Linked DNA regions of Homo sapiens: regions 1 and 2 are each linked to region 3. The links are chromatin loops, found by intact Hi-C in ENCODE. Cell type or tissue: OCI-LY7. All regions are shown on one strand. Links, peaks and the distances in the headings refer to the core of each region. The heading gives the core; the rest is flanking DNA.

Evidence for each region. Hi-C counts contacts between places; a loop is a spot of excess contacts. Peaks named below come from ENCODE experiments on the same cell type or tissue, not always from the same donor. Only the 100,000 strongest peaks of a DNase experiment are listed, where the experiment ranks them.
Region 1: it touches region 3 in a loop (7-fold over the local background); 19 of 110 quality-filtered maps call a loop at or near these places.
Region 2: a loop joins it to region 3, with 4 times the contacts of the local background. A loop is called at or near these places in 50 of 110 quality-filtered maps.

What each region holds. Positions count from the first base shown.
Region 1 is chr1:112,464,194-112,468,193 of GRCh38, reverse strand. It overlaps a transcript of WNT2B not described here. Among named protein-coding and RNA genes, the nearest start is that of MIR4256, 4.4 kb to the right of the region's middle. RefSeq lists enhancers at 1,489-1,768, 1,949-2,048. In OCI-LY7, for the core only: CTCF peaks have their summits at 1,654 and 1,853 (motif pointing right); a DNase peak (open chromatin) is centred at 1,723; H3K4me3 peaks cover 1,233 bases; H3K27ac peaks cover 1,581 bases.
Region 2 is chr1:112,506,999-112,510,998 of GRCh38, reverse strand. WNT2B (Wnt family member 2B) reads right to left here and starts at 2,034. Exons shown (of 5, transcript NM_024494.3): 1 at 1,555-2,034. The coding sequence starts at 1,736. RefSeq lists enhancers at 799-1,298, 2,223-2,766 and silencers at 1,398-1,692, 1,686-1,795, 1,856-1,935, 1,996-2,105, 2,116-2,245. In OCI-LY7, for the core only: no CTCF peak of the experiment used is centred there; DNase peaks (open chromatin) are centred at 2,328 and 2,978; H3K4me3 peaks cover 1,817 bases.
Region 3 is chr1:112,609,737-112,616,959 of GRCh38, reverse strand. It overlaps ST7L (suppression of tumorigenicity 7 like), which reads left to right. Exons shown (of 15, transcript NM_017744.5): 2 at 65-147; 3 at 5,957-6,119. Among named protein-coding and RNA genes, the nearest start is that of ST7L, 5.8 kb to the left of the region's middle. In OCI-LY7, for the core only: CTCF peaks have their summits at 2,125 and 2,327; a DNase peak (open chromatin) is centred at 2,289.

The DNA of each region.
Region 1 (4,000 bases), core at 1-4,000, 150 kb after region 3:
AGAAAACTTGGTATAGATACAAAATGGAATATTATTGGTCATAAAAAAGAATGAAATCAACTCATTTGCAGCCATAAGGATGGTGCTGGAAGTCACTATGTTAAATGAAATTAGCCAGGCACAGAAAGACAAATGCTGCATGTTCTTACTCATATGTGGGAGCTAAAAAACTTGACCTCATGGCCATAGAGAATAGAATGATAGATACCAGAGTCTGGGAAGGGTGGTTGGTGGGAGGGGAATGAAGAGAAGTTGATTAATGGTTACAAACATACAGTTAGATAGAAGAAATAAGTTCTAATGTTTGATAGCAGAATAGGGTGACTATACTTGGCAACAATACTTTGTATGTTTCAAAGTAACTAGAAGAGAGGACTTGAAATGATACCAACACATAGAAATGATAAATACTCAAGGTGATGGATACCCCAAATATCCTGACTTGACCATTATACATACTACGTGTATAACAAGCTTGACCATTATACATACTACGTATATGATCATATATACCCCATAAATATGTAAAGTATTATGTATCGAGAAGAAAAGGAGAAAATTAGGTACAAGTATTAAATAAAGTAGTGCTTCATTCAACTTACTTTTAGTTGAATTCCAAAAATGCTTATGGCTACCACTCCAAGGCCATCCAACATGTGGGAAAGTGTGATATAGGAGAAAGAGTGAAAGGAGACAGCAGTGTTAACAGATTGCAGTTAAGATTTAATCTTATTTTGCAAATTTTACAACCACATTGCTTGGGCTCTTCAGGGTTTGGAAGGGGCCATGCCAGTGATGGGCCTCGAAGCTTAAACCTCATTAGCTTCTTGGTAAATGTGCCTGTGCTCATGATGCTCCTCAATTCAGGCTTCCAGTGGCCCACCAAATAAGGGCACAAATTCTTTGCCTGGGCAGACCATGCCCTTTCCTGTCGAGTTCCTGCTTACTTCTCCTGATCTAGACTTCCATCCCAGGCTTCTCACCAGAAACACGGTGCCTGCTGGCAACTTGGTGCACTGTATATGCTATCCTCATTCCTTGGAATGCCCTTCATTCTCTTCTTCACCTGGGAGCATCTACCTCTCCTTCAAGACCAAGACAAGTGTCCCTTCCTCTGTGAGACCTTTCCTGACTCCACTGGGGGTTAACTGTGCAGCCACAGCTTGTTGCTCTATTTATTATAATCCACATAACACTGCGTTTCATGTTTGTCTCTCCCACCAGCACCTAAAATCCCTAAAGGCCTGTAACTTATTTCTCTATCCTAGTGCCTATCACAGTGCCTGGCACCTAGTAGGAACTGTGGCATGGATATTTCAATGAAGAAAATCTCTTTGTTTTCCTCCCAGAGTGCTGGCTCTTGCTTGCTTACTTGGCTTATTATGGGTTTTGTATTTTACAGCATCGACAGTATAAAAAGAGCAAGACATTTCTGAAGCATAATTAAATGGATGAATGCATAAATAGATAGAATCCTCCTGGCCCCTTTTTAACAGTTATGAGCATCTACTATATGTCAGCCACTGTTCTAGGAGCTACATAATACTAATAGCTATCACTTTTTGAAGGCTTATGTCAATGACCAGTTTTAAGTCTTAAATTTGCTCATTTAAGGCTCACAACAATGCTGTGAGGTGGTTTCTGTTCTCTGTTTTTTTTTACGCAGTCTAGGCTTCGTTCCGCTTTTCAGGCAGGGTAAGCTGCTGTGCTCCGAACTTAGACACCAGGGAGGCGGCTGAGCACGGGGACGAGAGGAGGCGCATCCTCGTTTACGCCGGCGTCTGAAGTGGGCCCCTTCCTGGCCACTGACCCTGTCCTTCCCTCAGAGAGGTGGCGCGCGGCCAGACCTCGGTCGTGAGAGATTCACAGCATGTGAAACACCAGGGGGCGCAAGTAAGTCAGCTTTCCGAAGAAGGGCGGGGCTGCCAGCCCGGAGTAGCCCGTCGGGCACGTTGCAGCCGGGCCTTGGCGTCAGAACCACATGGCTTCCAATCTAGACAAGCAACTTCTATCACCGCCCCTTCACCCACAGCGCCGCTCCACAAAGGGAGCAGCAAACCCATGGAGTTCTTACTATGTGCTAGGCACGTGCCTGCTTTATCTCACGGGATTCTCACAAAACCCTGAGAGGGAGGTTCCCATCTTTATTTTACTGATGCTGAGATGGAGGGTGGCGGAGGTTCACTCACTCGTCCAAGGTTGCGCACGGACCGACAAAGCTCCTGTTCTGAACTGCTTTTCTTGCTCAGACTCCTTGCTGTAGTGTACCCAGAACCCTATCAATGCAAACCGATCTCCTTCTCCCTTTTATTTAAAGCAGGTGCTTCTTAAGTCTCTAGACCCGCGGGTTTCCAGCTCTCCTGAATCTTAGGGGCCCCATCCCTCATTTGGAACACTTGTAATATCCTGCCCTGCACAACCCTGAGAGTCACCTCTTTGAGACATGTTTCTCCACCAGAGTGTAAATGCCAGCCCTTAGCATGATGCTTGCTTGACACAGAGTCAGTACTTAATAACTATATGCTGAATAGATGAAGGGCAAGCACAGCGAGTGTGTGGTGTGTGTCCCCTTCTCAAGCTGGCTGAGGTCTGCACGGAGCCAGAAGCAATAAAACCGGTTGAGTATGTGAATAAGGATTTGTTGGTGTAACATTTCTATGTTGTTCTACCTCCTGTATGTTTGTATCCAGCTGGGCCTGCAAACTCTCAAAAGGCAAGGATGAGGAGTGTGTGTGTGTGTGTGTGTGTTGGGTGGGTTGTTGGGGGAAAGTGAGGCGGCACAGGGCAGGGAGCAGAGCTTTCCCATGGTGAGAATAAGGCCCACATAGAGAATGAAGGAGTGAGAGATGCCAAGATCTGAGTAGAGGGGAAGGAAAACGAGCCCTGAATAGTAGCCTTGTGTGTGGCCCTGTGGCTCTGACTCACCAAGACTCAGGAGAAGGAAAACACGCTAGGGATGAAGAAGGGGCCTGTGTGCTTTGGTCGCCACCCCTAAACTACCCCACCACCCCGAATCCCTTTGGATCAGGGTCTTCCTGAGGACACCCTGTCTGCTCAGAGGCACAAACCATCCTAGAAGGCTTTGATTTGGGTTGGGTGGGCTGAGGGAGCGGGGGAGTGGGAGGGTGGGCACTAGAGAGAAGGGAAATGGATAAGTCCTTTAAAAACGCAAAAGCCCCTTCCCAGCAGAGCTGTTATGTTTGAGTTCAGGTGCGGAAGGCGTCGGAGGAGGAGGAGGTGTCTCCCCTCAAGCATTCAGTTGTTCCCTCCTCCACAAGCAGGTGTGGCAAGTCAGACTCCCGAGCAGGGAGGGGCTAGATGCTCAGGACTTTGGTGGCATCTTGTCCATGCCTGACCTGAGGAGCAAGACATGCCTGATGAGTGCTTCCCAGAGCTGGTTCTAGACAGATGGAGGCACGGCCTGGGAAGAGAAGCCCCACCATGCTCCCCCCTCCTACCCTTGCTCCAGCCGTCAAACCTGTTCAGAGACATGAGGACAGGATTTTTGTGGCAACAAGTGTGGCAGGCAGACAGCCCTAGGCAGAGGGCAGGGCCTGGAATATGGGGCAGCCCAGGTGAACAAGATCAAAGCCAGACATGGTAGAGCAGGTGAGAGGGAAGGAGTGCCCCAGGGAGCAGCCAGGGCTGGGCTAGGAACTGCTGGTTTCAGGTCAGCTCGGGGAGGAGCAGTTGGCTGAGGCAGGATGAGGGAGCCGGACTTTCTGTACAGGCCAGGCCTTGCTGTGAACTAGACATGCACAATTGGGCCTGTCCCCTGGCCTTTCTAGGGCTCATTTTCCTCATCTCGATTATGAGGGTCTCCTCCATGATGAGCTCTAGCTCTAACATCTGATGACTCCACGTGTGTAGGGAAATCATCCTTTTCCTTTCTCTGCACCAAAACCCAATTCCTTCAGTATCTTGTTTCTAGCTGAAGGTCTCAAAGAAAGCTAGCTGATCAGTGGACTTATACTTGGGTATTTGACTGACAAAAAGTCAA
Region 2 (4,000 bases), core at 1-4,000, 110 kb after region 3:
GAGTCCCAAAAAGCAAACTGCTGTCTGAGCCAGATAAAGATGGGCAGCGGTTACTTCATGTTGTCTCAACAAAGACCCTGAAGATGCCAAGTCCCCAGCCAGACCAAGCTCATGAAGGCAAAAGGTAGCTTTGATCTCACTCAGAACTTTGAAAGGTTTTTCTCCTCATCCCCCTTCTCCCCTTTCCCTTTCTAAAAGAATGTTTCAAGCCAGATGTAAGATATAGGCCTCTCTGTTCCCCCAACCAGAACCCCCCCTCCTTGCCTTCCCCAACACTGCAGAGATTTAAAAAAAAAAAATTCAAAAGAGATTTTTCTGAAACAGGAAAACAGGGGGTGGGGGTTGGGATAAGGAGAGACGGCATCTTGAAATGATAGGAATCTGCAGCCCAAGCTGGCGGGCCCCTCGGCCAGCTACCCCTCACCCTTCAGCCAAGATTCCAAGTCAAGAGGAGAAAAGCCACAGGGTGCAAGGAGAGAAGAGACCACATTTCGGGGAGGGGGGCTTGCACGGGAAGAAGAACGGAGTAAGGAAAGGACGGGAGGCACTGCCTGGTGGAGAGGGGCAATAGCCTAGTCCAAGAGGCCAGTTTGATTGTGGGGTGAAGAGGAAAGACTGAGTCTTTTCTAGGTTCAACTCTCCCTGCTTTGCCCTCTCCCCATGGTGGGGAAGAAGGGAAAGCAGCTCCTTCTCCTACGGGAAGGTGATGAGTGCCATCCAAGGAGTAGGGGGCAGGGAGGATTCTAAAAAGAACAGACACGAGACATCCAGTGGATCTGTAATGCCTTTTTGCCTCATCTGCCCTCTTGTGAAGTGTCTGGAGTCTAGGGCCTGCAAGAAATCTGGGGAGGGGGTCTCTTAGTATCTTGGGACTCCGCAGCCCTCTGGCTCTTGGAGGGGAGAAATGGGAGATGGGAAAGAATAGGAAGAAGGGAGGGAGGCAAAGTTTCCTAAGTGACATCCTCAAAACGGTGGCTGAAGACAAATGCCTAGATAATGCAAACCCATGCGTTTTGTTTGTTTTAATTGTGGGAGTTAATGGGGTAAATTTTGCCTCGATTCCATTTCTAAGCCTCGGCTGGGTGCTGCTGCCTCACCAAAGCCTTCCTGTGGTATGGGTGGGCTAGACTAGCGAGCTGCCCCTTTCTCCACCTCTCAGAGGGCGACCTTAGGCGATTGGGGCCCTGGCGAAGCTATTGCGGGCCCTGGAAGGTTATTCGTTCCTTGAACTCACCCTGAGGGAAACTCGGAAGGTAGCTTCTGCCCTAAGGGGCTTGAGCTGAAATAGAGGGGGTACAGCACGTGGAGGCCTAAGGAGCCGCGACCACCGGGCATCCTTGCTCCGAATGCCCAGCGCCTTTCTCACCAGTCGTGTAAGACGCGGCGCCTCACCCTCCCGCCACCCCGCGACTTCAGATTTCAGTGACAGTCCTGCCCGAATCGTCTCCAACCCGTCGAAGCAACAGCCTGGTCCCGTGAGCAGCCAGTCCCTCCAGGCGCCTCCGGCCTCTCCTACCAAGCGCCTCACCCGCCCAGCCTGAGAGCCACACTTACCACCAGGACGTGTCTACGCGGGCCGGCAGCGTCAGCAGCAGCAGGAGCAGAAGGCAGGCAAGACCTAGGCGGGCCGAAGCCCGGGAGCCGTCGGGGGCCGCGGGCGACGGCACAGGGACCGGGGCGCTGGCGCGCCGAAGCGGGAGCTGCGCAGCTTCCTCCGCACCACCCGGTCTCAGCATAGCTCCCCGAAGACTCCCGCCGCGCAGCCCGGAGGGGCGTGGACGGGGCACCTTCTGGGGGTACTCAGGCTGCTCCTACCTCACCCCCCTGGGGGGCCATGGTGTTCGCCGGCGGCTGGGGACCTAGGATCACCTGGGGTCCAGAGCCCGGGAGGAGGATCCCCGAGAGGGGCGCAAGTTGCGATGTCCGGAAGCCGACGACGGCGTGCCGAACCCGGGGTCTGGGGCGCGCTGCCTGAGGACCGGGTGCGGTGTCAGGGGGTCTGCGGCGCTGAAGGGAGCTGCGGGCCTAGTGTGCGGACAGCCCCTTCGGCCGCGGGCTCTCATTGGACGGGACGGGGCGGGGCCGAGGCCGGGGACACGCGCGGCCCTTAGGGCGGCTCCGCCCGCGCCAAGCCCGGGGCGCTCCGCGACGCCCTAGGTGTAGCAGCCGCCTCCGCCCCTCGGGGCTCCCGCGCGCCACCGCGCTGCACCCCCACCTGCTCCCGCACGCTGCGACGGGACGCCGCGGCTCCCTCCTGCGCCCCAAGCGCCCAGTCCCTGCCGACACCGCGCCACCGGGTCCTAGCGCCCTTCACTCAGCAGCCCCACTTCTATGGGTGACGGCCAGGCTGGCGGAGCGGGAAGGGGATGCGGGCACTTCCCTCCTGTCCCCAACCTACAGTGACACCGGCGCTGAGCACGGAGGATGCACTCATTTCCTCCATCCTTGCGCTTCTGTGAAATGGGTAGAGTCCCTGCCACCGGGAGTTGGAGGTCTTAACTACCTTTTCAACACTGCCTACAGGAGCGCCGTGGGCAGTCGGCTTCTAGCAGGGGATGCTTTCAGCTAGAGCTCATCGCCCCTGCTTCTTCTGAGCCACTGCACCCCCCACCCCCAATGCATCACGTTTAGACCTGGCTCCTGCTTGCCCGGCCTGCCCGGCCCGGGTGCTTTTCTTTACGGACCGGGAATCGACTGCCGACGCTAAGGGGGCACCTGCGGACTCCCCGCCCCTTACTCCTGGGCTCAGCGGAGCTCAGTCTCTCCCCGCTCCCCCTCTGTGCCTCGGTCCTCCACCCTCTCGGGCGGGGCTGAGAGTATGAAAGAATCAGAAACAGCTGGGAGGTTTTCCCGCACCAGAGGCCAGGGTGGGGGTCCTGCCGAGAGAGTGGAAGCCCTGGAGCTTTTTCCCTCCTTCGTCTTCTCGCCCTGCCTCCTCCCCACTGCTCCTTCACCCTCCCTCCGCCCGCACAGCGCCTGGGGGCGTGGTAAATAGGGAAGGGGTGGGGAGGTGCAGTCTGCCGAAAGAGACTCTCCTCTCCCCACCACCCCAACCCTCAAACCTCCCAGGATAGCAGGTACGGGCCCTGCGGGCACTGTGGCCCTCCGTCAGAAGTAAAATTCTTTTTAAAATCCTGGGCTTAACTTCGAGAGTTCAGAGTTCACCTGGGATCTGGCTCCAGTCGCTTCTTCAGCCTCAGTTTCTCCCACCTCGCAGGTGTCTTTCCTGCCTCCTCATATGATTTTAAAGTCCTGGGGTAAACAACTTACTAGTAACTGCCGATGCCCCCAACTCCAAATTCACTGTCAGTCTTTGGTTGGGGGTGGGGGGCGGTGGTGGCGTTAGAGGTGCCTCCCGAGTGTAAGCAGATGGGGTGCAGCTGGCTGCAGACATCTCAGAGACAGAGATAGTGGAGAAGGTTTCAGAGGAACCTTTAACCTCTCTCCCCACCGCCTCCGGGTCCTAGCGCCCCTCACTCCGCAGCCCCAACTTCTGTGGGCGGGCAGAGTGGGAAGGGGCTGCAAGCACTTCCCTCCTGTCCCCAACCTACAGTGACACTCCTTTACCCCCACTTTCTGTGGTAAGGTGATGAGTGCATTCATTAATTCAACAAATACTTATTTCCTACCACATGCCAGGACTGTGCTAGGCACTAGGGACCCATTGGTGAACAGTCTATGCCCTCATGGAGTTTGCCTTCTATTGCAGGAGGATAGACCATAAACAATAAACATCAGAAGTAAAACAGAGTATGTTAAAAAGTAGTAAGTGCAGTGGTAAAGAGAGCACAGTCAAGGGGATGGTTACAGTTGCAACTAGGATGATCAGGGTAGGCCTCATTAAGGTGACATGCAAGCAGAGATTTGAAGGAGGCAAGGAATCAAGCCAGGCAGCTTCCTGGTGAAGAGCATCCTAAGCCGAGGGCAGAGCCCGTACAGGGACCCAAAGGCAGGAGTGGGCTGGTGTACGAGGGTTATCGAGAAGGCCATCCAGCTGGAG
Region 3 (7,223 bases), core at 1-4,000:
TATTTGTAACCTAAGTACTTTAAATTTGCATTTTTTAAAACTTTGATTCTTGTTCTTTTGACAGTGACTGTATTTTTAAATTCATTGACACCCAAATTCTATGTGGCACTTACAGGGACCTCTTCATTGATATCAGGACTAATATTTGTAAGTAGTTTCCATTTCCTTCCTTCATGTTTTGGTGTTTATCTAAAGATATTTTTTTTTTTTCTTTTTTGAGACAGAGTCTTGCTCTGTCGCCCAGGCTGGAGTGCAGTGGCATGATCTCGGCTCACTGCAACTTCCGCCTTCCAGGTTCCAGCAATTCTTCTGTCTCAGCCTCCCGAGTAGCTGGGATTACAGGTGCCGGCCACCATGCCCGGATAATTTTTGTATTTTTAGTAGAGATGGCATTTCACCATATTGGTCAGGCTGGTCTCCAACTCCTGACCTCAGGTGATCCGCCTGCCTTGTCCTCCCAAAGTGCTGGGATTACAGGCGTGAGGCACCGCCCTGGCCTAAAGATCCTTTATATGGTTATAATAATTATAAATTATTATTACCTATGGATTAGCATTTCCAAAATGTATTCAGCATTTGAAAAGAGTTACCTATTCAAACAAGTTTGGGGAACACTGCATCTCCCAATCTACTTTTAAGAGATTGACAGTATTTATTTACATATTAAAGGCTTATTGTAAACTGTAGTCAGGGAGGGCTTGGGGTGTGTTGGAAATTAAATGCCTGCAGAGCCCAAGTTGGTAACAAAAATGAGTGAAATGGATAGAGTTTAATAATTAAATTCTTATTTCTTTGAGGACTGGGTAGCCTGGACAGTGCATGCCCCTTCTAAAAGAGGCTAAAGCTAATTGTTGCCATATAGACTTGGAACTAGTATTACCAGGTTTTTCAATTTTTCAAATGATTTAAAGAGAACCCAGACAGGCCGGACGTGGTGGCTAACACCTATAATCCCAGCACTTTGGGAGCCTGAAGCAGGCAGATCACTTGAGGCCAGGAGTTCAAGAACAGCCTGGCCAACATGATGAAACTCCGTCTACTAAAATACAAAAAATAACTGGGTATGGTGGTATGTGCCTGTAGTCCCAGCTACTCGGAAGGCTGAGGCATAAGAATCTCTTGAACTTGGGAGGTGGAGGTTACAGTGAACCAAGATCTTGCCACTGCACTCCAGCCTGGGCGACAGAGAGAAACCCTTTCTCAAAAATGAATGAATAAATAAGTAGAACCTGGACATACAGTTTTTATATAAAATTTGCCCATTAAAAAAAAATTGAGATGGAGTCTCACTACGTTGCCCAGGCCAGAGTACAGTCGATATTCACAGGCACCATTATAGCACACTGTGGCCTTAACTCCTGGGCTCAAGCCATCCTCCCGTCTCAGCCTCCCTAGTAGCTGGGATTACAGGCATGTGCCACCATGTCTGACTACAGCATTTTAATATTGGCAACATTGGGAAGACTAAAATTTATGTGTCATGAATTCAACTTACAGTTTTTTCAAGCCCCAGTTTCCTCATCTGTTAACTGGCAGTTAATAGCATGAACTTTATAGGATTATGAAGAGTAAATCAGATAATGTTGTAAGTTTATAACATGATAGCTGGTTCAGAATGTACACTTAATGAATTTTGGCCATTATTCTGAGAATTCTCACAATTAAGAAACCTGTTTGGCCTGATACAGTGGTTCATACCTGTAATCCTAGCACTTTGGGAGACCGAGGTGGGGTGATAGAGTTCGAGACCAGCCTGGGAAACATGGAAAAACCCTGTCTCTTCAAAAAAATACAAAAATTAGGCGTGTGTGGCGCACCTATAGTCCCAGCTACTGGAGAGGCCAAGGTGGGAGGATCACTTGAACCCTGGAGGGAGAGGTTACAGTGAGCCAAGATGGTGCCACTGCACTCTAACCTGAGTGACAGAGCAAGACTCTGTTTCAAAAAACAAAAACAACAAAACTGTTTAACTTTAATTCAACTTTTCCTTGAAGAAGATATTTTTAATTTAAAAAAAATAAAATATTTTTTATAATTCACGTTAACATCCCTAGGATGTCATGTTTACTAGTGTACACTTTGGAACAATACTGCTGCAGATAAAAATCTTAAGAAGTTTTATGCCATGCATAGCCAATAAATTTTTCTCTTCCCTTTAAATTTTTATTTATTTTTTGTAGAGACAGAGTCTCACTGTGTTGTTCAGGGTAGTCTCAGACGCTTGGGCATAAACGATCCATTCTCCTCGGCCTCCCAAAGTGCTAAGGTTCCAGGCGTGAACCACCATGCCCAGCCTGTTCTTTTTTTTATCTCTAGGTGGTGCTCTCCAGCTGTAGTAGAAATAGCATTTGTATTGGATCTATTTTTTTAAATAGGGACTAAATACAGACCATTTTGTTAAAGTGAAATGCCAAACAAGAACGAGATTTTTCTCTTGGCTAAAAAAAATAGAAGCTATTGAGGAATTCAGGATTAAAACTACATGTTAATATAAGCCTCATAATTTAACATAAGCATATTTTAGCATGTTTAGTCCATAGCATACAAAAGTCTAAGTAAAGACGATAAACTGTCTTTAAGCCAGGCACGGTGGCTTACACCTGTAATCCCAACACTTTGGGAGGATGGAGTGGGAGAATCCCTTAATGCCAGAAGTTTGAGACCAGCCTGGGCAACAACAAGACCCTGTCTCTATTTAATATGGTTTTTGTTTGTTTGTTTTAAAGAAACTATCAATATTAAGCAGCTGATATAGTGGAAAAAGCTCTGGTTTGGGAACCAGAAGATAAAATTTTGAATCTTAACTCTGCCACTTACTAGCTGATAATTTTGGGCAAGCTACATAAACTGTCTAAGCTATAATTTCCTCATTTATAAGAGGGGGATAACTTATATATATGATGTCTAAAACCTTGTAAAAAACTTTTTGTGGCCAGGTGTGGTGTCTCGTGTCTGTACTGCCAACACTGTGGGAGGCTGAGGCAGGAGGATTGCTTGTGGCCAGGAGTTCAAGAGCAGCCTGGACAAATGAACAAGATCTGGTCTCTGTATAAAATTTTAAAAATTTAGCGCGTTGTGGTGGCGCATTCCTGTAGTCCCAGCTACTTCAGAGACTGAGGTGGGAGGATTGCTTGAGCCCAGGAAATCGTGGCTGTGGTGAGCTGTGATCATGCTACTGCACTCCAGCCCGGGCAACAGAGTGGACCTTGTCTCAACAACAAAACAACAACAACAAAAACCCAAAAAAACCTTTTGTTACTCTTTATAAAACCGCATTTTAAATATACACAAATTAGGAAATTCAAGTAACATTTTAAAGGTTAAACTGTATTATTACCCTTGCAATGTTGATGGGTTTTTATTAGCAAAGGTTGTTGTGTTTATAATTTCTTTTACCACCTGGATTTAACAAACTTGTATATACATATAATCACATATACATGTATAAAGAGATATATTTATGAATCAGTCTGGTGTAATGGTTGGAAGCTCCGAAGTCAGGCAAACCTGAATAAGAATCCCAGCTCTGCCAGTTACCAGTGATGTGAACTGTTATTTAAATTTGGAATGTGTGTCCTCATCTCTAAAATCAGTTGTTATAAAAATTAAATGACATAATGCATGTCAAGGATTGGCATAATGTGTGGCTCATAGAAAGCTTTTGATAAGTATTTGCAGTTATTATTACCATTGTTCATTTGTGTTAAAAAGTTGACTCAAAAGTTGAAAAAAGCCCCTAACTTCATACTCATTCATTAGAAAACCCACCTGCACTTTGTATGGTGAAGGGAAGTGTGTTGTTGTTGCCCTTGATGGTACTTATCTTCTCTTTTTTTTTTTCGAAACAGTGTTTTACTCTGTCACCCAGGCTGGAGTGAAGTGGTACAATCACAGCTCACAGCAGCCTTGACCTGCTGAACTCAAGCAATCCTCCCACCTCAGCCTCCAAAGTAGCTGGGACTACAGGCACACACCCTCACACCTGGCTCATTTTTTTTATGTTTTGTAGAGATGGGGTCTCACTATGTTGTCCAGGTTAATCTCAAATTCCCAGCCTCAAGTGATCCTCCCACCTCAGCCTCCCAAAGTGTTGGGATTATAGGCATGAGCCACCGTGCCTGGCCCTATCCAATTTTCTTAGCCAAGATTTATTCAATATAAACCTTTTCTGTCACATGAACAGTTTCTGCTTGTGTAAAGAAGTTTTATCTCACTTCTTAGTAAAATATATGGTAGAAGTCAAACCATGGCCTCATTTGGTGGTAATTCTTGCTAACTTAAGAGTGAGCAGAAAGAGATACCATTTTAGACTGAGCATAAAACATTAGTGACATGATAGAAAAAATGCTGCACCATGATTTTCTCACACTTTCCTATAAACGTTGTGGCATGTAGTCAGCGGGCCCCAACATGACTATACTTTTGGCACCTATGTAGCATATTTGTTCTGTTATTTACTGAAGCAAAAAAATAACATTCCTACAGATTTGAAAATGCTGATTTTTTTGTGATGGGTTCTGTTTGTGGTCATAGTAAAATAGTTTTCAAAAATATTATAATCTGGCCGGTCATGGTAGCTTACACCCATAATCCTAGCACTTTGTGAGGCCAAGGAGGGCAGAGCGCTTAAGCCCAGGAATTTGAGACCAGCCTGGGCAACATGGCAAAACCTTGTCCCTACAAAAAACATAAAAATTAGCTGGGCATGGTGGCACATGCCTGTAGTCCTAGCTACACGGGAGGCTGAGGTGGGATGATCACCTGAGCCCAGGGAGGTCAAGGTTTCAGTGAGCTGTGATCATGCCACTGTACTCCAGCCTGGTGACAGTGGGATCCTATCTCAAAACATTTTAAAAAAAGGAAATAAAAAGATTAAAATCTCTTAGTTGTGCATATGCTTTGTTTATTCTTTAAAGTAATACATGTATCCACTACATTTGGCAGAAGACTAGTCTGTCAGGTGACTTTTTTTTTTTTTTTTTTTTTTTTTGAGACAGGGTCTCACTCTATTGCCCAGGCTGGAGGGCAGTGGTGCAATCTCAGCTCACTGCAGCCTTGACCTCCTTGGGCTCAAGAGATCCTCCCACTTCAACTTCCTGAGTAGCTGGAACTGCAGGCATGCACCACCTCACCCAGCTAATATTTTATTTTTATATTTTTCTGTAGAGATGAGGTCTCACTGTTTTGTCCAGGCTGGTCTAGAATTCTTGGGCTCAAGCGATTCTTCTTGAGGATCCCTCTTTTGGGACTTCTTGGCCTCCCAAAGTGCTGGAATTACAGACGTGAACCACCGTGTCTGGCCTGGTTTCTCTTTTTATATCAGTGATAAACCATGGAAATAGAAAGAAATGAATATCCTGATTTTTAAATGGTTCAATATGGGAATCAACTTGACCTTAACCTTTATTAATAATTTTGCCAAATACCAGAGTAGTACTTTTTGCTTCAGAAAGCACTTTCTTATAATTCTTGTTAACCACATTTAGCTGAGGCTCTGAGATATTAAGAGATTAAGTGACTTGCCCACAGCACACAGCTAATAAATGACTGATTTGGGAGTTAAAACATGGGCATGCTGATGCTAGTCTAGTCTGTTCATCCACTATGCTTATTATTTGAAAACTGTTTATGCTGCAGATAGAATAAAATGACAATGTAACTTAACAGAGTTAAATTACTTATAGATTAAAATGCTTCTTTCTGTTTTTAATGCTTTATTACATATGCCTAGTTTTGCTTAAGCTTGTCTAAATTTTATGACGGAACTATAAAAAATGTATTTCACTTTTACGTGACATGTTATTGGTGAATCTTGTGTTTGTATGTTTTTTTCTTTTTGAAAGGAGAGTGCATTTAAAATGCTGAATTGAACAGGACATCTTGAGAGAATGTTTTAATTTGAGCTCATGTATCTGCTGATCGATTCTAAGTGCAGGATATTTTCTGTTTGTCATAGATATTTGAATGGTGGTACTTCCATAAGCATGGCACATCTTTTATTGAGCAAGTATCTGTAAGCCATTTGCAACCACTGATGGGAGGAACAGAGAGCAGCATTTCAGAACCAGGTTCTCCTTCGAGGAACAGAGAAAATGAAACCAGCAGACAGAATTTGTCAGGTGACTACTTTTCTAATGTGTTTTCAGAGCTGTGTATTTAAGATTGAGTTTGGCTCTGGGAGATAGAAAACTCAAAACAGCAGAGTGCTGTGGTGTGCATGTTTGTGTTTCCCCCAAAATTCTAATCACCAATGTGATGTTACGAGGTAGGGTCTTTGGGAGGTGATCAGGTCATGAGGGCAGTGCCCTCAGGGATGTGATGAATGCCCTTATGAGAGACCCCAGAGAGCTGCTTGCCACTTCTACCGTGGGAGGACACCACGAGAAGGCGCCGTCTGTGAACCAGAAAGCAGACCCTCACCAGACACCAAATTTGTTGGTACCTTGGTCATAGACTTCCCAGCCTCCAGAACTGTTAAAAATAAATTTATACTGTTTATAATCTACGCAGTTTGTGATATTTTGTTATAGCAGTCCAAATGGACCAAGACACAGAAATTTGTCTTTCATGTTAATATAGTTAGTCCATGGCTAGTATGGAAAACAATAATCATCAGATACCCAGACCCCTTCTATTTTGTTAGCCTGCCATCTCCAAATGTAGTTTTTACTTTGTCGTGTAAGACTGTTGCTCTTGCTTCAGCCATCATATCCACATTCCAATCAGTAGGAAGGAAAGAAATCCGGGGTAAGGTCACTACTTCCCTCTACTCCACCCCACAGAAGCCAAGGACTATTCTCAGAAATGTTACATACTATTTCACCTTACTTCCTACTGGTCAGGTCTGTTTCATATGGCCATTACTAGCTATAAGGAAGGCTAGAAATTTTCATCATTTTCTCAGTGTATATATATATATACGCCCAGCAAATCAGGGAATCTTATGACTAATAAAGGAGAGAACAGAAACAGCCATCTCTGCCAAGAGAGAAAAGTAGGAAAAAAAATTTTTTTCAGTATACTTAAAAAGGCATCAAAGTCTCAGCTCTTCATGGATGGATATTCCATTGTCATACTTTTATTGTAGACTGTTCCTCTATTTGTGTCGAGTAATCGCAAATTTATTTATTTATTTAGTTAGAGACAGAATCTTGTCTGTTGCCAGGCTGGAGTGCAGTGGTGCGATCTCGGCTCACTGCAACCTCTCCTTCCAAGTTCAAATG